Linked DNA regions of Homo sapiens: region 1 is linked to region 2. A link is a loop called in an ENCODE intact Hi-C map of the cell type or tissue named here. Cell type or tissue: ovary. All regions are shown on one strand. Each heading gives the region's core, and the rest is flanking DNA. Links, peaks and the distances in the headings are about the cores only.

Region 1 (9,852 bases), core at 702-8,701, 67 kb before region 2:
GACTGGGCGGCTGGCCGGGCGGGGGGTTGACCCCCCCACCTCCCTCCTGGACGGGGCGACTGGCCGGGCAGAGGGGTCCTCACTTCCCAGTAGGGGCGGCCGGGCAGAGGCGCCCCTCACCTCCCGGACGGGGCGGCCGGCCGGGCGGGGGGCTGACCCCCCCACCTCCCTCCCGGACGGGGCGGCTGGCCGGGCAGAGGGGCTCCTCACTTCCCAGTAGGGGCGGCCGGGCAGAGGAGCCCCTCACCTCCCGGACGGGGCGGCTGGCCGGGCGGGGGGCTGACCCCCCCCACCTCCCTCCCGGACGGGGTGGCTGCCGGGCGGAGACGCTCCTCACTTCCCAGACGGGGTGGTTGCCGGACGGAGGGGCTCCTCACTTCTCAGACGGGGCGGTTGCCAGGCAGAGGGTTTCCTCACTTCTCAGACGGAGCGGCGGGGCAGAGACGCTCCTCACCTCCCAGACAGGGTTGCGGCCCAGCAGAGGCGCTCCTCACATCCCAGACAGGGCGGTGGGGCAGAGGTGCTCCCCACATCTCAGACGATGGGCGGCCGGGCAGAGACGCTCCTCACTTCCTAGATGGGATGGCAGCCGGGAAGAGGCGCTCCTCGCTTCCTAGATGGGATGGCGGCCGGGCAGAGACGCTCCTCACTTTCCAGACTGGGCAGCCAGGCAGAGGGGCTCCTCATATCCCAGACGATGGGTGGCCAAGCAGAGACGCTCCTCACTTCCCAGACGGGGTGGCGGCCGGGCAGAGGCTGCAATCTCGGCTCTTTGGGAGGCCAAGGCAGGCGGCTGGGAGGTGGAGGTTGTAGCGAGCGGAGATCACGCCACTGCACTCCAGCCTGGACACCACTGAGCACTGAGTGAACGAGACTCCGTCTGCAATCCCGGCACCTCAGGATGCCGAGGCTGGCAGATCACTCGCGGTTAGGAGCTGGAGAGCAGCCCGGCCAACACAGCGAAACCCCGTCTCCACCAAAAAAAAACCGAAAACCAGTCAGGTGTGGCGGCGCGCGCCTGCAATCGCAGGCACTCGGCAGGCTGAGGCAGGAGAATCAGGCAGGGAGGTTGCAGTGAGCCGAGATGGCAGCAGTACCGTCCAGCTTTGGCTCGGCATCAGAGGGAGACCGTGGAGGGAGACGGGAGAGGGAGAGGGAGAGGGAGAGGGAGAGGGAGAGGGAGAGGGAGAGGGAGAGGGAGAGGGAGAGGGAGAGGGAGAGGGAGACGGGAGAGGGAGAGGGAGACGGGAGAGGGAGAGGGAGACGGGAGAGGGAGAGGGAGACGGGAGAGGGAGAGGGAGACGGGAGAGGGAGAGGGAGACGGGAGAGGGAGAGGGAGACGGGAGAGGGAGAGGGAGACGGGAGAGGGAGAGGGAGACGGGAGAGGGAGAGGGAGACGGGAGAGGGAGAGGGAGACGGGAGAGGGAGAGGGAGACGGGAGAGGGAGAGGGAGACGGGAGAGGGAGAGGGAGACGGGAGAGGGAGAGGGAGACGGGAGAGGGAGAGGGAGACGGGAGAGGGAGAGGGAGACGGGAGAGGGAGAGGGAGACGGGAGAGGGAGAGGGAGACGGGAGAGGGAGAGGGAGACGGGAGAGGGAGAGGGAGACGGGAGAGGGAGAGGGAGACGGGAGAGGGAGACGGGAGAGGGAGACGGGAGAGGGAGAGGGAGAGGGAGACGGGAGAGGGAGAGGGAGACGGGAGAGGGAGAGCAAATCAAGTTCTTTTAAGATGGAAAATATTTTCAAGGTAGGGAATTGTCACTGCAGAGTAACCCCAAGTCTTTCAGCAAGCCCCAAAACCTGTGAAATTAACCAGTGTTCACAGCTGTGCTTGCTTTAAAAAATGGAGGCTGGAAGCCAGTAACCACAAACAAGCCACAAGATGAGAAGGGAGCTCAGCAGTGCTACCCTGACCTGAATCTTCACCTCATTACCACATTGAAATCTCCGCCCTGGGGGGTTGGGGGATTGGGGGTGGAGGTGCACTTTGCCGGGGCACATGCAGTGCTGGAGTGAAGGAGAGACTGCACACACTCCAGTTCTCCCTGGAAAGCCCTATCTTTCCAGGAATCCCCGCCCCCAGGCTCTGCCTACTGCCCTAAGACATCTTACAAATCCCTCTTCGCCCTACTCCCACCCCCCCACCCCCCCGCCCCAAGAAGGTGCTTTGAGCACAGGCTCCCCTTCTCCATTCCTTGATCAATGATAAAGTTTCTGCTCTGCTTAACCGAACCTGGTCTCAGTCTATTGGCATGAACGGCACCAAGCAGGGAAAAAACCCCACTGGGATCAAATACCCCCTTGAGGGTCGGTAACAGAATCAGTACAAAGGATGCAAGTATGAGCTCCAGAATATAGATGAAAATGCTCAGCAGAAAAAAAACAAAAACAAACAAACCAAAAAACTTGTCCAAAGGTGGCTGCATCCAGACCCTGTCAGATCCTCACAAATGACAGCTCTTTACCTCAGGGGCATCGGATAATATCAGGCTCAGGCTGTTCCAGGAGTCGGAGTCCCAGCTCAGTATCAGGCCGTTCCTTCTCCAGGGTTCTCAGGAACTCTGCCGTCGACGCCTAGGGGTCTCTAGTGAGGGGAAGTGGCGGCAGGCCGGCGATTTGGGGCAAGGGGTGAGAGTCAACGAAGCTGCCACTGTGATGACAGTGGCCCTAAGATCCCTCTTCTTACCCTCCCGCCCCTCCCCGAGTGCTGGAGTCTTAGCCTGTGGGACACCCCTCCCCGCGCTCTCTCCTCCCACCCCCGCCAAGCCCGCCCCTTCGTTGCCAGAGCCAGAGGGCTCTCCTTGCGCGCTGTCGGTCCCCAGTCCGCGTGCGGCGAGTCCGGGGACATCGGCGCTTCAGGGCCGCCAGCACATGCCCCGTGTGGATGCCCACGGCCTCCCAACCGGGCCGGGCTTGGGATTTCTCTCCCAGCCTCAGACCCTGGCCTGTCCCCCTCTGCCCGAGGGTCATCGCTCCGGCCTCGACGCCCTCCAGCTGCCGCCCTCGCCCCGCTCCGCGCGCCTGGGCCCGGGTGTCCTCGCAGGGTTCCCACCGCAGGGGACCCCCCACCACGCCTTCCCCCGCCTCAGAGCAGCTGCTGTCTGACCAGGCGCTCCTGTCGCCTCAACGCATGCCGCCCGACGTGGCCCCCTCCCTCCCGGCGCGTCTGTGACCACGGCTTCGATGGCCTTGTCCCTGCCCCCGGGCCTTGGTCTAGCGCGCGCCGCACAGGCGTCCTTCCCCTCCCTGACGACCCTGTCTCCTCCCTCATGCCTTGTGGCCGGCTGTCCCTCCCCCACCCCCAGCCCCACTCGGCCTCTCCTAGCCTCCCCCTTTCTCTGCACCCACGAGTCTAAAGGACAGCGCCCCCCTCGCGATGTCCCGCAGCTGGCCCTTGGAGGTTCCTGGGTGTCGCACGGCTTCTTCCTTTCGGGGACCCCTCTCCTTTCCTGAGTGGCCACTGGCGCTCCATCTCTTGAAGGGGTACCCCTCAGCAGCTTGCGCCCCCTGACGCCGCCTTCCCTGTTCCTAGGGGCGGAGGGAAGCCCTACCCCAGGTATCCCCCAGCACATGTGTGCACCGCTGTAGATCCCCCCTCTCCTGAGACGCAAGGCCCCTCTCGCTGACACCGCCTCCGCTCCGGTTCCTTATGCTCTCCTTGACTTTATTTTTCCGGCCAGGCCGAAGTTGTTGCTGGATCCCCGGCCCACAGTCCAATCCCATGAGAGCAGCCTGCGGGGTGCGGTGGGGGAGGGCCGGCAAACACATCCACCCAGCAGCCCAGGTCACACACAGGCCGATAGGAAGGCTCGCCCTTCTTGGCCCAAACCGAAGGGCTTCCACCATGCCCATTCTCCCCAGACTTGCATTTTTAAGCCTTTTAACTCTAAATGGACTTCTTTTTCTACTTTTAAAGGAATTTCAGGAATTACGTTGATGGTATCACGTTTCGCCTCTGCAAGCTCTCTAGCTTTATTGCCTGTTATCTCTATACCCTACTCCCACTTGCCTGCCCCTAGAGTTGTCCATTCCATTCTGTTTATCTTTCGTTTTTATGTGTTCTTGCCAAAAATTGTCTTGTTTTGCTGACATGCTTTTAAATTTGTGTAAGAGGAATTGTATTCTCATTCCATTTCTTTTTCAATGCTAAGATTTTAAGATTGGTTCATGTACCTTCTGCCCCTTCTAATTACTGCCCCTTGGGCCCATCTGCCTTGTTTTACCCTTCCCTTTACCTATCCTGCTCCCACTAGTAACAGTGCAATAGGCATTCTCATAATACCCCCTTATGCTTCACTTCTCAAACAGGGTACAATGTATCACCTGGGAATCTTGTTAAAATGCAGGCTCTTGGCCAGGCACGGTGGCTCACGCCTGTAATCCCAGCACTTTGGGAGGCTATGGTGGGCAGATCACCTGAGGTCAGGGATTCAAGACCAGCCTGGCCAACATGGTGAAACCCTGTCTCTACTAAAAATACAAAAGTTTGTCGGACTCGGTGGCAGGCGCCTGTAATCCCAGCTACTCAGGAGGCTGAGGCAGGAGAATTGCTTGGACCTGGGAGGTGGAGCGCAGTGAGCCGAGATTGCACCACTGCACTCCAGCCTGGACAACAGAGCAAGACTCTGTCTCAAAAAAAAAAAAAAAAAAATGCAGACTCTGATTCGGCCTGTCTGGAGCAGGGCCTGAGACTGTATTTCCAACCAGCTTCCAGGTGATGCCTGTGTTGCTGATTCTGGGACTACATTTTGAGGGGCAAGGCCCTTATGGACCTCTGTGAAAATTCATTCTGGGGTTCTGGGTCCTAGGGTATATGTGGATCTAATTTGATGAGTATTGCCCATCAGCTCTCTAGTCTGGGTGCACCTCCTTACCCCATACCAGCTGGGCAGGAGGGTAAAAGGTATATAGTCTGTGGGGAAAGGAAGAAGGTCTTCTCCTTGCTGCTGCCCACATCCCATCCACTAGAGCATCTGGTCAGGGCCCCAAACTCCTCTCTCCCTTCATTGGAATGGACCCAAGGCTCCAGAGCAACGTCCCTGGCTAGCAATGCATGGCCAAGTCAATGATGGATCTAGGCCAGGCAGCCTGGTCTCTGCCCTCACCACATGGGATCCTGAATCCTCAGCTTGCCATCTAGATTGGCTTGACTCATGACTTCCCTAGGCCTGGGCTTTAGCTCTGATAGGAGCTCTTGAGAAGCCTTGGGGTCTTCAGTTAGTTAGGTTGTTTGTGTTTCCTTTGCCCCCTTCACCTTCCCTTGAGTAGCCTGGTAGGACTCAGATGGCCTGGCCTTGCCACTGGCAACTGGCTATCCTGGGCCTGACTTCTCATCTCTAAAATGGGATGGTCACAGCATAGCTATAATTTGTGGTGCTAGGAGTGGTCCCAGGTCCTTCACTCACATGCCAGAGCCCTAAGACAGGGGTTCTTGCCTTAGTTTTACCCATGAGGAAAGTGAAGTTGAGGAAGGTTTAGCGATTTCCACTAAGGGCATGGAGTTAGTAAGTGAGAGTGCTGGGACTCACGCCCAGCCTCAGCTCATGCACCAAAACCCATCCAACCATGAGACCACATCAGCCCCATGTCCTACCTCGCTCTCACTACCATGCCATAATGCGGGAGAAATACAAAGAAACAGAAAGGAAGGACTGGACCTTGGGTTTTGGCACTGATGCTGAAGGCATCTAATCCGTGGCATGGAGGGTTGCAAAAGTCTAAGGCAAAAATGAACCAGGGTTCTAGGGGCTAGCCCCAAGGCCCTGAGTATTTATGGGACAAAAGAGGGGGACCTTGGGTCTGGGGCTTCAAGAGCAAGGATTTTAGGGTTATACATAAAGCAGGGATCAGAACTGGGCAGGAGTTGGGGATGGCCAGGGCTTGGGTGGGGGTCAGGTGTGGATAAAGTTGTCTATCATGTACCTTACTTGGTAATTACCGATCACTCAATGTTTTGTTGGAGGGGCCAGCAAGTGAACGAACGGCCAGCATTCAGGGCATCAAAGGATTGCCCTTTCCAAAGCCCTTCTGGTGCCTGAGCGGCTTGCTGGGTCAGTTTTGGAAACCCTGGGGCTGTGCTGTCCCCACTCACACAGCTGTGCAAGCATCTGGCACCCAGCCCCAGGCCCAAGCATTTCATAATCAAAATAGTTCAACATCTGCACATTTTGAGATTTCATGGCACATGACCTTTTACATCTTGTACACACTTAACCGACCTCTTGTTTACCATTTTAGGGCCAAAATTCTATCCAGGACAGAGAGTTGATCTGAAAGCCCAGAGAAGCTTCCTGTTCCTTCAACAGTCTTTGGGGTCAAAAGATCTTATGCGCCTACAGAAAGTTCTTAGAGCTCAAAACAACATCTTACAGGTTTTTGGCTTCTACAAAATGCTTCACAAATAGATATTGTCTTTGACTCACAACAACCCCATGACAGAAGTGGCCCACGTAACATTGAGGCTCAAATGAATTAATTGGCCAAGGCCACACATTGTGTAAGTGGGTGAAATGGGATTTCTTGATCATTTTTCCATAACAGACCTTGGGATTCTTAGAGAGTGAGTAGGTGCTGTCTGACCCCAGTTGGCCCATTTCTCAGACTTGGGGATGCAGACTGAGGCAGGAAGTAGGAAGTCTAGGGAGGAGGATGCGTGGGCTGCAAGGTTTGGAGAGCGAGTGAGTTGAGGTCTCCTGGGGCTTCTGGCCAGCCTTCTCCCTGATAGATTTTTGTCACTGGGACCCTCTCTAGAGTCTGTGGTTCTCCTGGAAGTGGAAAGAGGGGATTGGTGGGAGGAATGGCAAGGCCAGTGGTACCCAGGTAGAAGTTCTCAGTGAGTCTGAAGCTGAGACAGCTGAGTGGCTATGAGAAAAAGATGCTGTCAGTTGCCAAGGGGGCCCCACGGGTATCATCACATCCATATGGGCGCTATCAGTGGCTTGGTCAAGCTCTGCCCCTGGCTAAGCAATTTTCACCAATGGCTAAGCCATCTGTCTTGCCCCCTCTTCTCAAAGCCCCCAGCCCCTCACACCAGGAACCTGCAGCATTGACTTGAGGAAGGAGTCCGGGGTCAGGCCAGTCTACCTGTTAGGGACTAGGGGTCTGGGCCCTGCCAAGGCAGGGAGCCCTGATCCCATTGCCCTCCCTCTCCCCGTGGGGTCTCAGGCCCTAGGCCAGGGCTCAACAGACACAGGCAGTGGGATGGGGTTGCCCTTCTATTGATCCAAATCCTGAGTGTCGCCTGGGTGAGTCATGGAGGTGAGGAGGCCCACAAGGCTCAGCAGTGTGGAGAAGAGCAGCAGGAAGGAGGCCGTGAAGAGGAGGGCAGGCAGAGCACTGAGCACCAGCAGCAGGAGAGCCGGTAGCAGGTGGCGCCACACCGCGGCCACGACAGGCCACAAGGAGCTCAGCAGGTGGGAGCCAGTGGTGAAGAGTGCATGGCACAACATCAGTGCCAGCAGCAGGTAGAGTATCCCCTCCAGACCCCACAGCAGGCGCTGCAGCGGTTGCCGCCAGTTCGAGGTGCTCCACCACTGGATCCAGCTCGGGGGCATGTGGCTCACCCACCAGCGCACCCAGCCATGCCTCGTGACCCAGGCTGACCAGGGCACTGCCTGCTGTGGCCCCTCGCCAGCCCCGATGGTATCTGTCTCCACTCGCGGCTGCTGCATCATGTCTGGTGCACCTGGGGAGAGGGCCAGGGTCTTGAAGATGCCTGGGACCTTGGGGGGGGGGGGCAGAGAGGGGGTGCAGGGGTCAGGAGGGCACCAGTGTGCGTGGGGTGGGGCTACAGAATTAGGGACTGGGACTTACCTCTGGGCAGTTACCTAAGTCATGTTGCTTCCTGCAGCGCCCAGGACGGCCTGGCAGGCAGATCCAAGTCCCCACTCTCATCTACCCCCACCCTCCCCAGAGGAGCCCCTTTGTGACCCGGGCTGGGGTGGGGTCCAGCCAAGAGAGGAGTCACTGTAGGGTGTGAGGCCCACCCAAGTCCCTCTGCACGGACCCTCCAGGCTGGCAGGGGAGCCTCGGAGCCCCGCAGATGTAGTTTCTCATGCTTTCTCATGGGAAGCCCTCCCTGGATCCCTGTCCCTTTCCTGCTTTCCCTGCTGGCTGATATCCACCCCTTTCCAAACTGCTCTCTCGCAAGTCTTTCTGTCTGGACCTTCATTCTCTAGAGCCACAGAGGAGGCCAGAGTGGCTGCCCCCAATCCACAGGCTCTGAGGTGGCTGCCACATTCTTCCTTGGGCTCCCTGGCTAGTATCCTACCTTCTCTTGCTGCCCAAAGACTCAGATCCAGGTATCTGATACCTATATTATAGGACTGTGAGGTTCAGGCTGGGAAGAAAGGGGTATCATCCCACCTGCCCAGCCAGGAAGGAGAAAAGGGGGCCTGATGAAGAAGGGTGGTCATTGTATATTTGAAGGACACTGAGTTGTGGGGAGGGGCTCTCAGGCCCAAGGATGGAGGCAGAAAGCCAGGCCAAGCAGGGTCAAGGGCATGCCACAGGCTCTCAGGAGCGGGCCCAGCCCCATGAGCAGCAGCAGCAGTGCGTCCTGGAGGCTAAGTTGTCCTGAGACTGTACCCATTTGCAGGAGTAGAGCCTCCTGCTGTCCAGGACCTTCACCGGCCCCCTGACTCTGGCCCCTGGTGAGAAGTTTGCGCTGTGGCAGAGTGTGACCTGCGGGCCTGTGGAGAGAGAGGGTGGTGACTGGGCTTAGGGAAGTTGTCCACTGGCCCGCCCGCCTACAATGCCCACCTGCCAGGCTGCTGCCCACTTACCTATGGAGCAGGTCAAAGGTGAGGAAGCTGACCAGAAGCAGCAGCAGGGCTGGGCCAGTGGTGGAAAAGACTGCCTGGATTGTCAGTCCTAGTGCCCCCAGCCATAGGACACTGTCCAGGAGCTGGGCCCAGCTAGGGCCCCAGGTGGATACAGGTGGACGCACTGGACTACCTGACCCCTCCCCAGCACCCAGGCCCCTTGGAGGAACTGGGATCGGATCCTCACGTGCTTCGGGTCTGGGTAAGCAGAGCCGGGTCATGGAGAGAGGTGGAGGTGACGGGAAGACCTAGTGCTGAAAAGGATTATAAGGGTGAGAGTAGGGGAAGGGGTAGGGCCCGGGCAGACAGAAGGGTGAGCTCAGAGTGGGGAATTAGGCTCCTGCAGAGTCTCCCCCTCCCCCATACCCACCCAGCAAACCCTCCTCACCTCCTCCCACTTTGGTCAGCATTCTGGGAGTGGGCACCCGGGGCATTGTGACCTGTTACCACGTGGGGCCGTGGGGTAGGGAGGGGGCTGCTGCTGCTGCTGCTCTGACCTCATAAGCAGCTGGTGGCCTAGGTGGGGCTTAGCTGGGAAGTCAGGGATTTCTGAGAACTAAGACTCATCCTCTTGCCTTTGCTGATTCTCTGCCCTAGGGCCCTCCCTTGGGGATCTGAGTTGTCAGGAAGGCATTCTAACCCCATTACTACTTGGGCATCTGTCCAAGGGAGCGAGGTCTGCTTTCTTCTTCCTGTGAGTTTGCAGAGCTGCAGGTCCAGGGCGAAGTCATTCAATATCTCTGTCCCCAGCTGTCTTCCCTGTGGGTCCTTCTAGGGGATTTTTCAGGCCTGAAGTTCCAGATTGCAGAGATGGGCTCTGCCAGGGGACTGCCTGAGGCTTCTGGGGCTGGGCTTCCGCATAACCTGCTAAATGGGGGTGAGAGAGGAGGGGGCTGTTCAGGTATTCTAAGCACTACAGTTTATAGGGGGTGTTATGCATACTGGGGTTCCAGTAATGAGGTAGAGGACATGAACTTAAGAGGACTATGACCTAGTAACCCCCTTATTAGAGGTTAAGGTTACAGTCTGAG
Region 2 (9,852 bases), core at 1,141-9,140:
GACCCTGGAGCACAGAGGCTCCATAGAGCATTTTCCACAGCCCCCTCCCCTGTCTCAGCCTGGAGGCTGCCCCACCTGCCCCTGCCTTGGATTTGGAGATGGTTCTGGGGCCCAAGCCACTGGCCTTGCTCTTGTGATAGGCATCCCAGCCTGATCAGCCCCTACATCAGGCTGAGGAAACCATGAGGGTGTCTCTTCCTGCATCTCAAGGTCATTCCCCAGGAACTAATCTCAAGATGCTGTTAGAAAAATACATTTTTGTGCTCAAATAAATTTGCATCTCCTGTTTCCTAGAAGGTTCACAACGTACCCTGGCACATGAAAGGCTCTGACAAATTCTTCAGTAGCCACTTACGTAATTTCAACACTGATTCTTTCCTAATGCTCTGTTGCTCTGACCCATTATTGTCTTGGGGAATACTCAATAGGACGTGCTCTAACCCAACCTCTTCCAGATCAGTGCCCCACAAACTGCACTGCAGCCTTCTGTGTGGGTGTGAACGGTGCCCTTCTGACTCATATATTCATTCAATAATTTGACTATTTATTAAACACCTGCTGCATGCCAGATTGAGTCCTAGGGGATCCCGTGGAAGCATCCCTTAGCCAGAAAAGAAAACACCTGTAAGCCTCTTAGGGAAGACACTGGCCCTGGCCCCCACCATCCCCATCAACAAGGACCTGTTCTGCCCCACCCACATCCTGTTGCCTCCTCCTTTTCCACAGCCAGTCCCTTCCTCTGTCCTCCCAGTGAGTTTCCAATCACCACGTGGATAGGAAAGGCTCTGCTGGTTCAAAGGTTCTGCTGCACATGGGTAAAGTGAGAGAACAGCCATTTCATGAATGGGATGTGGGAAGATGACTTGGTCTCAAGTCCTAATCTGTAAAATGCGGGGAGGGAAGCTGGGCTAAGCCTCTTCTAAGGTCAGTCCCCTTCCATGGTCAGCGACCCAGTCCCTCACAGTGGTGTGTGCTACCCTCTGGTGGACACAGGGAGGCACAGGTACAGGCGTGCAGCCCACCAGCTCTGAGGGTCTTTGCTCTGGGCTCAGCTGGATGGGGATGGAGTGTTGGGGTAGTTTCTAGACCTCATCAACTGTGATTTGAGTCTCTTCCCCTTGGCCAAGTGGTCAACTGAGAGCATCCAGAATGGTGACCATCCCAGGCTGGGAGGCCAGGGCAGAGGGGGCCAGAGGGACCTCCCTGGACCCCAGCAGAGCTCCCTGCTCTCCGTCCTCCAAGAAGAGCAGGTTAGCCAGCATGAGGCACTGGTGAGATGTGGACAGAGCAGGCCCCTGTAGCCCAGCTGCTCCACAAGGGCCCTTCCTTCCTGCCACAGTGAGGCAGGGTGGATCACTCACCTGGAAGCCCCTCTCCGTGGGCTCTGGGGCAGGCCTGGGGTGGGGAGCTTGGGGGGCGCAGCACGGGGGCGAAGGCGCTCCTCTGTTTGACGGCGGAGATCATGTTGACAGGCGAGAAGGAGAACACGCTGGTGGTGGGGGCAGCGGCCGGGAGGGACATGGAGGAGGCAGCCGCCAGCGGGGGGCTAGAGGGCATGACTCCGGGGCGGGGCGGGGAGGGGCAGGCGCAGCAGGGAAGGTGGTGGGAGACACAACAGGGAGACAGCACCAGAGTGAGCAGCTTGGCTGGGGCCCCACATGGGCTGCTGACACAGGTACCAGGCTCAGATCTCACTGGGAGCTGTGAGGGTCCTGGGCCAGCCCTGACCTCTCAGCGGTTCTGGAGACCTTTTCTCGGGGCTGGGGATGACAGGGCCAGACCAGGTAAAGACAAAAGCAAAACCAGAACATTCAAAAAAAACAAACAGTGGGAGGTACCCCCCAAAAATGAGATGAGCAACAGCTGGACTACTTCAGGATTTCTGCTGAAAACCCCTGGGATTCTGAGATGCTAGGAAACATTTATGAGCCTTGCTTGGGGTGCCAAGGCTAGAGTCATAGTTCAGGAGTCACAGAAGAGCTGGAACAAGTAGTTAGGGATGAAGTTTGGGGGAACGCACAGGCTCCTGTTATAAGCCTCTCTGCCCAGCATCACAAACAGCACTCCAACTTCCTCCTCAAATATGCTCTCCTTGCCAATGTTCCCTATGCTCCTCTGTCCCTCTCCCACTTCCCCCTGCACCCTGGGGTACTTTGTTTCCTTACAGCTTAATGCAGGTCCTTGTCATCTCCAGCCTGGGCCCTGTGGGGGGGGGTGGTCTCCTGAATCTCCCACTTCCAGCTGGTCAATTTTAAAGCAAATTGCAGGGATGTACATCCTCAGATCTTCCTGCTCTCAAACTCCCTAGCCACCCAGGCTGCGGCTTGCCCTCCTGGGAATGGCAAGGGAGCCTCCTGCACACAGACTTTGCCTGCCCCCTCTTCCTGCAGCCTCCTCTCCTGGGGGCTCAGGCCTGGGGCATCGCTGGATCCCACCTTTCTACATCCTCATCTGAACCCAATTCCCTGCCTCTCTCCTGTAAAGACTGGTAAGGCTGTGATCTGAGTATTGTCCAGGCAGCAGGCAGTGGGGTGGGTGGGGCTTCCTGGAAGAAAGCAATAGCCTGAGAAGGCTGCCTTTGGCATCAGAGGGCCCTCCTACCTCCCTTGATACAAGAATGCCTTCAACAGCTGCCCCTCTTCCAAATGCCCTCAGCCTCATCTCCTTTAAGACAACAGTTACTGCCAGCTGGAGAGGCCCCAGAGCCCGATGAAGGGCTTGAGACCAATGCCAGAAAATGTACTATAGCTCTCAATGCCCAGGGCTCACGGCCACATTTTGTACCTTGGGTAGGTAGTGTGGGGAGTTGTGATTCATTCCAGGGTTGCTGGTGGCTGAAGCAGAAAAACAAAGAGAGACCCAAGCAAACAGCCCCTGAGCCTCTGGCTGGGGCAGTTCTGATGTCACTCCAGGAATGTTCTCGCAAACTCAATGAGAATGACACCCCTTGGAGTCGGGCCACAAAGCACCCTGAACGTGGGGAGTGGAAGGGTACCTGGGTAAGCCTCGGTCAAGACAATATCATGAAATGGGACCAACCCTCCCTCAAGTCCAGTGTGTCTCCAGCTGATGCTGGGTTTAAGCAGCTCTAGAATTCTTGATCTTCTTGCTGAATCAGAAGACCCCAGCTGGGCTGGGTTCTGCACACTGGGGCAGAGTGTTCCTCTACTGTTGACCACAGTGTATGTGATGTTCCATACCCCCACCAGTGTTGGCCCAAGGGGGTGCCCACAGAGAGGCTGTGAGGGTACTGCCCCAGAACTGAAGGGAAGGAGGAGCAGTCAATCCTGGCCTGAGCAAAGAGCCAGGAGAGGCAGGGGCCTTGGGAGGGACACCAGAAGGCCATGGCCTATGTGGACTCTGGCTTATGGGGCCTTGGGTCCCAGAAGTTGAGCCCAGGCCAGAGGACAGGGCCAGGCTCAAGCCTTCAGCCAGAAAGCAGGCAGGACACACGCCCTGCAAGGAAAGCCAGGCTGGTGGACAGACAGTGCAGTCTCGGCAATGGCAAATATGGGACAGGGAGAGGAGAGGGCACCACGGGCAAAGCCATGACCAGTTCCTTCTGGGACAGCCTTCACCACCTCTCCAGCTCGGCAGAGTCGCCTGGGACTTCAGGGACAATCTCTCTTATGATTGATAGGGAGGCTTCTTGCAGGTGACAGGAGTGGGGGGATCCCCCAAGCCCTGGGCTTTGCATACAGTGGGCGCTTTATAAATGCCTGCTGAATAGCTAAGCTAAAAAGAGCTGTGAACATGCTGATCTGGAACTTGATGATGGAAGAGTCTTGAGGGCAGTGTAAAATGACAAGGCATCAAAGCCGTTCGGAAGGTCACTCACTCATGACATGCAGACATTGCCTGTCCACCCAGCTCTGAGCTCCCCACTCTAAGAAGCCAGATGGGATGTGGTCAGCGCCCACAGTCAGGGCTGGGACTCCGAAATCACACACTGGCCCTTTAGGCACAGTGGCACATTCAGATCCGAGATCAACCTTAAGCAGGGGGTGGAATTGACCCTATTTGACTGCGAGGAAACAAGTTCAAATAAGTAACTTGCTGAATGCCCGGCAGCTCCTGATTTGGACACTGAAACTCAAATTCTGTCTGATCACACAGAACTCGCTCGCTCTGCCGGACGACATCGCGGGGACCACATCCTCCCCACGCCCACCTGGCCTCTGGAGTCCTGGGAGCTGGGGGGCGGCTGGAAGCCGGCTTCCCTCGAGCCCTGAGTTTCCTTAGGCTTCCGGCAGGCGGCGCCAGCCTCCTCCCCAAGTCCGGGCGCGAGATGGGAAGGGGGCGGTGTCCCAGGTTTCAGATGGACGCCCGCCACCCATTAGAGCCCACTTCAGGGGGACCGGAGGCCTAGAAGCGATGTGCATAACGGACCGGCAAAGAAGGCTAAAAGTGCACGGAGTACTCTGGCCCCAGGACCCCGGGATGTGCAGCCTAGGGGTGGGGTTGAGGTTCTGCGGCAGGGGAGGTCCCAGGCGGGGACGGTGGGCCTGACCCCGAGGGCTGAGCCAGGGTCGACTCTCACGGCGCCGGCGCCCCAACCTCTCCGGGATGGGCGGGGGCGGGGCTGAGTCCCGTTCCGCTCCCCGGCCCCAGACCTTCCCTCGCGGGCGGGGGACACTCACTGGCGAAGGGCGAGGTGGCGGTGGAGCCATTGAGGAAGCTGGGGGACCCAGGCACGCCGAGGCCGGCCACGCCCGGCGCGCCGTAGCCGCCCAGGCCAGCTCCGAGGCCGCCGCCGTAGCCGCTCTGCTGCGAGCCGGGGCTGGGCGCGAACCCGCGGGGGGACGCGCTGCTGCAGCTGCGCGCGTAGCCTGCGAGAGAGAGCGCGGCCGTCAGGGGGCGGTGCCGGCCGGGGAGGGGCGGTGGCGGCGCCCGAGGACGGCGGGGAGGCGCGGCCCACGCACCCGGCTCGGGCCCCGGGGTGGCGTCCCCGACGGCGATGGCCAGCGGGCTGCTGAAGGCGTTGATGCCCACGACGGCGGGGTGTGGGTGGCTCGGGGCCAGGGGTGCGAGCGGCCCGGGTGCGCGGGGGGTGCTGTACAGAGCCTCGGCCACGTCCGCCGCGCGCTTCAGGAGCAGCTCCTGCGAAGACAAGAGCGGGGCACGGCCGGGGCAGCCGCGGGCGCCGCGTGCTGGGGGGCCCCGGTCCCGGCGGCGCTGGGAGGGCGGAGGCGCCATACCTGGTTACTGCCGGGCACTCCGTACAGGGCTTCTGCCAAGTCGGCCGCCCGCTTCAGCAGCACTTCCTGGGGACAGGGGGAGAGACAGCGGGACGGAGGGGCAGCCCCTGGGGGCGACCAAGGGGCCCTCGGGAGCCCCTCCTCACCCCCTTGCCCACAGGACACCCTCAGCCCCGCCCCGCCCCGCCCCTCTGAGTACCTTGGGCAGCCTCTCGGGGTCTCCGGGGTGTCTGGGAATGACTTTCTGTAGCCTCTGGAATCCGTAGTCAATGGTGGGCTCGTTCAGAGCTGGGGAAGGGGGCGGCGTTTGGAGGACGTCTCCCCCGCAGCCCCCCACTCCCAGGGTGAGACGCAGGGCGCCAAAAGCAGGCCAGCGCCCAGTCCGAGAGCCTCGCTGCAGCCCCCTCCACCAGGCCCAGCCCAAGTCCCCCGGAAAACTCCAGGCACCCCCGGCAGCGAGATTCAGGGAAGTTTCAGTTCTTTCGTTTGTTTACTCAACAAATATTTACTGAGCCAGCCTCTGTCCTCGGCCCTAGGCGCTTGGTATGAACACACATGCACCCATTTGTGATTAGAAAAAAGGGAAACCGTATACACATATGAGTTATAGTCCTAAGGGCAGGACTCGATGGAGAGTTTTCTCTTTTCATCTGGTCAAATCAGGAGTTTATTATAAAAAAGAAAAAACTTAACAATCTCCATTTATCACGGCTCAAGTGGACTCTCTGCAGCATCTGAAGGCTAGAGGTTTGCATGCACCCCAGGGAAGCAACTGGAGAAGTGGGTGGCTTGGGCTGGGGCGGGAGGATGGAAGTAGAGAAGATCCGGCCAGCGGCCAGATTCTACATTGCATCTCCACGTGTGTTGTGTTCACTGCTTACCCTGGCGTTGTGCAAGGGGTGTGTGTGTGTATGCGCGTCTGACCCAGCTCCCCACGCCCTTCTCCTCCTCCTTCCCCTTTTCCTGATCCCCGCACCGCCCTTTTCAGATAGCCTGGCCCCGACCTAATCCACCAGTCTCAGAGCCCTACCTTCACCTCTGATCCTGACTTAGTGGATTTCCTTTAGTTTCCCGGCAAAGAGAAAGCACTCACTTCTGGGGATCGGTCCTTATCATTCCTTCTGCAACCACCCTTCCTTCCCCAGGTCAACCTCCCCACTCAGCCCTCGGGTTTCGGTTGAGCCGGGCTCAGCAGGCACTCCCTACCAAAGGTTTTCCTTGATTGTCAGCCCCTTGACCGCGTGACCCCACCCACCCCATGCGGTTCTCTGCTCAGCCTTTCCGCGTTAGACTGGAGCTCCGGGGAGGCTAAGTAGGGTCACTACCGAGTGTCCCTCGAAGGGCTCGATGAGCATCGGTGCGGGGGGCTGCGCGATGGTGGGGACTGCGGTGGGGTGGAGAGGAGAAGTGGGTGGCTCAGCTGGGGCGGGGCGGGAGGATGGAAATGGAGAAGACTCGGCCAGCGGCCAAATAGAGCCAGGCTGGGGGGTTCTACACTGCCTCTCCACGTGTGTTCACTGCTCGCCCTGGCGTCGTGCAAGGGGTGTGTATGTACGCACGTGTGTGTGCGTGTACATGCAGAGTGAGGCCTGGGGTAGCGTGGGGGAACCAAGAGACCCAGAGAAGATTCGGGGAGCAGCGACCCCATTGGCATCTTTGGAATAAACATCCCTTTGGAGAGGCTCTAAACCCTGGAGAGTGCGGGCGGGAGACACAATGTTCAGGAGGTGAGATGGCTGAGGGAGTAAGAATGTTGGTTGTGGGGGGGACTTTGCCCCGGGGAAGGGACTAAGGAGCCAGAGGCCAGGGAGGGAAACACACAGAGCCAGGGAAAGACGGTCCTGCGAGCGGAGCGATCACAGGCATAGGTGGTTAAAGGGGCCCGGGGCCGTCTAGGGGTCGTGGCCACAGCGTAGAGCTCGGCTAACTCCTATCACCAAGAACGGAGACCAGTGCGCAGGGTGGGGCTCCCTCCGCGCACCTTAGACCTCCACTCCCCCGCCCGACTCCTTACCTGTGTAGACAAAGCGGCCGGGGCATCCCTTGCAAAACTGCTTGGACTTGTAGGAGAGGGTCACCTCCACCACCCCGGGGATGTGCCGCGGGGGCGTCTGCACCCGGATGGCGTGGGGCGTGATGAGCTGCGAGGGGAGAGGGGAGGCCTGCAGGTCCCGCACCGGCGAGGGGAGGGCCCAGCCCCTAGGCCCAGAGGGAGACTGGCGGGGTTGGCCCACCTCGCTCCACACGAGCACGTTTCCGAACACGACCTGCAACCCGTCGAAGAAGTTGTCGCCGATGACAATGACGGTGGCGCCGCCCGTGGTCCAGCCCTCCCCGGGGCTGATGGCCTTGATGCAGGGGGTGGCAGCTGGGAGGCAGGAGAGGACCCAGGTCAGGGGACCGCGCTGAGGTGGGGCCTGGGGGGCTGGCTGGGCCCGCGGCGGCCGGGGCTGGGCCGGGGGTCCTGACCTTCGGAGGGGTCCAGGCGGCGCGCCCTGCGGCCATGCTTGGAGTTGTTGTGCACAAACATGTTGTCGGACACGGCCAGCACGTGTCCGTCCACGCTCACCGTCGTGGACACCACCACCTGCGGGGAGAGCCGAGGCCAGCCTGGCTGGGGCCCTCGGGGGCTCCCGGGAGGGGAATGTGGTGGGGAACCAGCACCTTGAGGCTGGTGGTTGGATGCTGGAATTTAGGGTCACTGGTGGGAGGAGGAGGGCTTCAATCCTGCAGTGTCTGAGCTGGTGGAAGGGGGCCAGCTGGATCAGGTGATACCCCCAGATGAACTGACTCCCCAGGCGCTACAAAAATAAAGACCCCTGAAAAAACTGGCTCCTTAGGCAAAGAATGGCTACTGTTTTTGCATACACAGAATGCTGGGTTGTATCCACGGACCTCCAAGCCAGGAATGGGGTCTTAGGCAAGTGGAGGTGGGCAGCATCAGCCGGAGAACTCAGCAGCAGGAGCCCCTGCCCTATTCTGGGGAGAAAACTGGGGCTGCCTTCTTCCCCCGCCCTGCACTGAGAGGGGTGTGCAGCTTGGGGATGTGCTAAGGGCAGCTGCTCTCCGCTTCACGCTATGCAAATTGCCTGGGTCGTTAATCATGTAAAAATGTCACAATTAGCATCTTCTTAAGTGGGACTCTAATGAAGCCTCCCTTGGCAGCCAGCACAAGTTGAGAAGGAGCTGCCCCACCCCCAGCAGGCACCAACCAGGCTGGGGAGGCACAGGGCTGGGCAGAGATCTGCCTTGGAGGCCTTTCCCAGGGTGGCAGGGTCACAGCCTTCCCTTCCCCCTCCCCTCCCCTCCATCAGGAAAGGGTGGGGTTGCAAGGGGAAACCCTCTCTCCAGACCCACCTGGAAGCGGCGCATGTCTCTGGGATTCCCCGCATTCTTCAGGCAGTTCTGGTTGCATTTGAGGAAGAACTTGAGGAAGAACCTGAAACAGTGTGGTCGGTGGGCTCAAGGGTCTGGGGGTTCTGGAAACAGATGAAGATCCAACTGCTCCCTGCCATGCCCCCTCCCCACAGGATGAGTCCCCTCTGCCTGCTCCCACTCAGGCACACATCCCATATTCCCATCATGGCCTCCATATACCAGGGTGCCTGATACACACCAGACAGACCCATCACAATGACAACTTCGCTATACAACCATACACACCGTGTGCTGATCACACAGGGCTTATTTATGCCACAAAGTGTATACTTAGCACTCCCACACAGTATATATTCACCATGAAGAGTAAGTCCATTATATACACTACCTATACTTATTACTCATTATACCCAACGCACTGTATACCCATCACACATACAATATATGCTCCGTATGTGGCGTGTACGCACACATACCCCATGTAATGTTATCACACACTGTGTATACGTCACAGTATATGCTCATCACCCATATAGCACATCTGTTATACAACACATCCCTCCCCAGAGTATACCCATCACCCACACCATGTACACTCCTCAGACACAGCACATTCTTTGTAGACACTGTTTATGCCTTGGATACTATTACTCACAAAATACAGCCATCACACACACTCGGGGTATAACCTTCACACAAGCATAAACAACATGTACTCCACATATAGCCTGCACTCATCCCACACATATGGCATACTAAGCAGACACAGAGCCTGTACCCATCATGCACGGTGTATGCCCACCCTACACAGTATATGCACAGAGAAATAGGAAATACACAGAACAAATACATTAATACGCATTTTATGTTGTAAATGATTACCCAAAATATAGTTATTGCAAATACTGTAAAGCCATCCCATATAGCAGATGCCCCCAGCAAATTCACCTCCCACATGGCATATCCTCCTCCCACACATTTTATATCCATTATACACATAGGAAAAGCTTAATCATACAGAGCACATACCCACCATATACACATGGTGTATCTGTCAGACATGTGGTACAGAGACACCGTGAATGTCTTCTTTTTTACATAGAGTTATTGGGAAAAAAACACATATGCGCTGATGAGGTTGCTTTTTAGACAAACACATGAGCACTTTGTCCTCCTCTCCTTCCTGGCAGTTGGCTGGGAGGGTGGGTCCTTGGTCCTGTCACCTACCAGTAAGGTAGCCATGGACAACATTCTGGCTGTTGTACTCTTTTTTTTC

The links. Hi-C counts contacts between places; a loop is a spot of excess contacts. Peaks named below come from ENCODE experiments on the same cell type or tissue, not always from the same donor. Only the 100,000 strongest peaks of a DNase experiment are listed, where the experiment ranks them.
Region 1: it touches region 2 in a loop (2.8-fold over the local background); 3 of 110 quality-filtered maps call a loop at or near these places.

What each region holds. Positions count from the first base shown.
Region 1 is chr20:2,814,375-2,824,226 of GRCh38, reverse strand. It overlaps C20orf141 (chromosome 20 open reading frame 141), which reads right to left and starts at 9,240. Exons shown (of 3, transcript NM_001256538.2): 1 at 9,210-9,240; 2 at 8,783-9,075; 3 at 8,397-8,689. The coding sequence starts at 9,042. The coding sequence ends at 8,452. It overlaps TMEM239 (transmembrane protein 239), which reads right to left and starts at 7,863. Exons shown (of 2, transcript NM_001167670.3): 1 at 7,812-7,863; 2 at 6,165-7,683. The coding sequence starts at 7,672. The coding sequence ends at 7,214. RefSeq lists a cis regulatory region at 2,552-2,933 and a silencer at 7,307-7,366. In ovary, for the core only: no CTCF peak of the experiment used is centred there; DNase peaks (open chromatin) are centred at 2,936 and 3,706; H3K4me3 peaks cover 1,798 bases; H3K27ac peaks cover 1,476 bases.
Region 2 is chr20:2,747,334-2,757,185 of GRCh38, reverse strand. EBF4 (EBF family member 4) reads right to left here. Exons shown (of 17, transcript NM_001395167.1): 7 at 8,556-8,637; 8 at 7,668-7,785; 9 at 7,433-7,566; 10 at 7,213-7,339; 11 at 5,398-5,486; 12 at 5,199-5,264; 13 at 4,923-5,100; 14 at 4,641-4,829; 15 at 1,362-1,559. Among named protein-coding and RNA genes, the nearest start is that of CPXM1, 48 kb to the left of the region's middle. RefSeq lists silencers at 4,782-4,961, 6,740-6,879 and enhancers at 5,543-6,054, 6,123-6,803. In ovary, for the core only: CTCF peaks have their summits at 4,274 (motif pointing right) and 4,890 (motif pointing right); DNase peaks (open chromatin) are centred at 4,285, 6,025, 7,255, 7,759 and 1 weaker place; H3K4me3 peaks cover 1,720 bases; H3K27ac peaks cover 2,016 bases.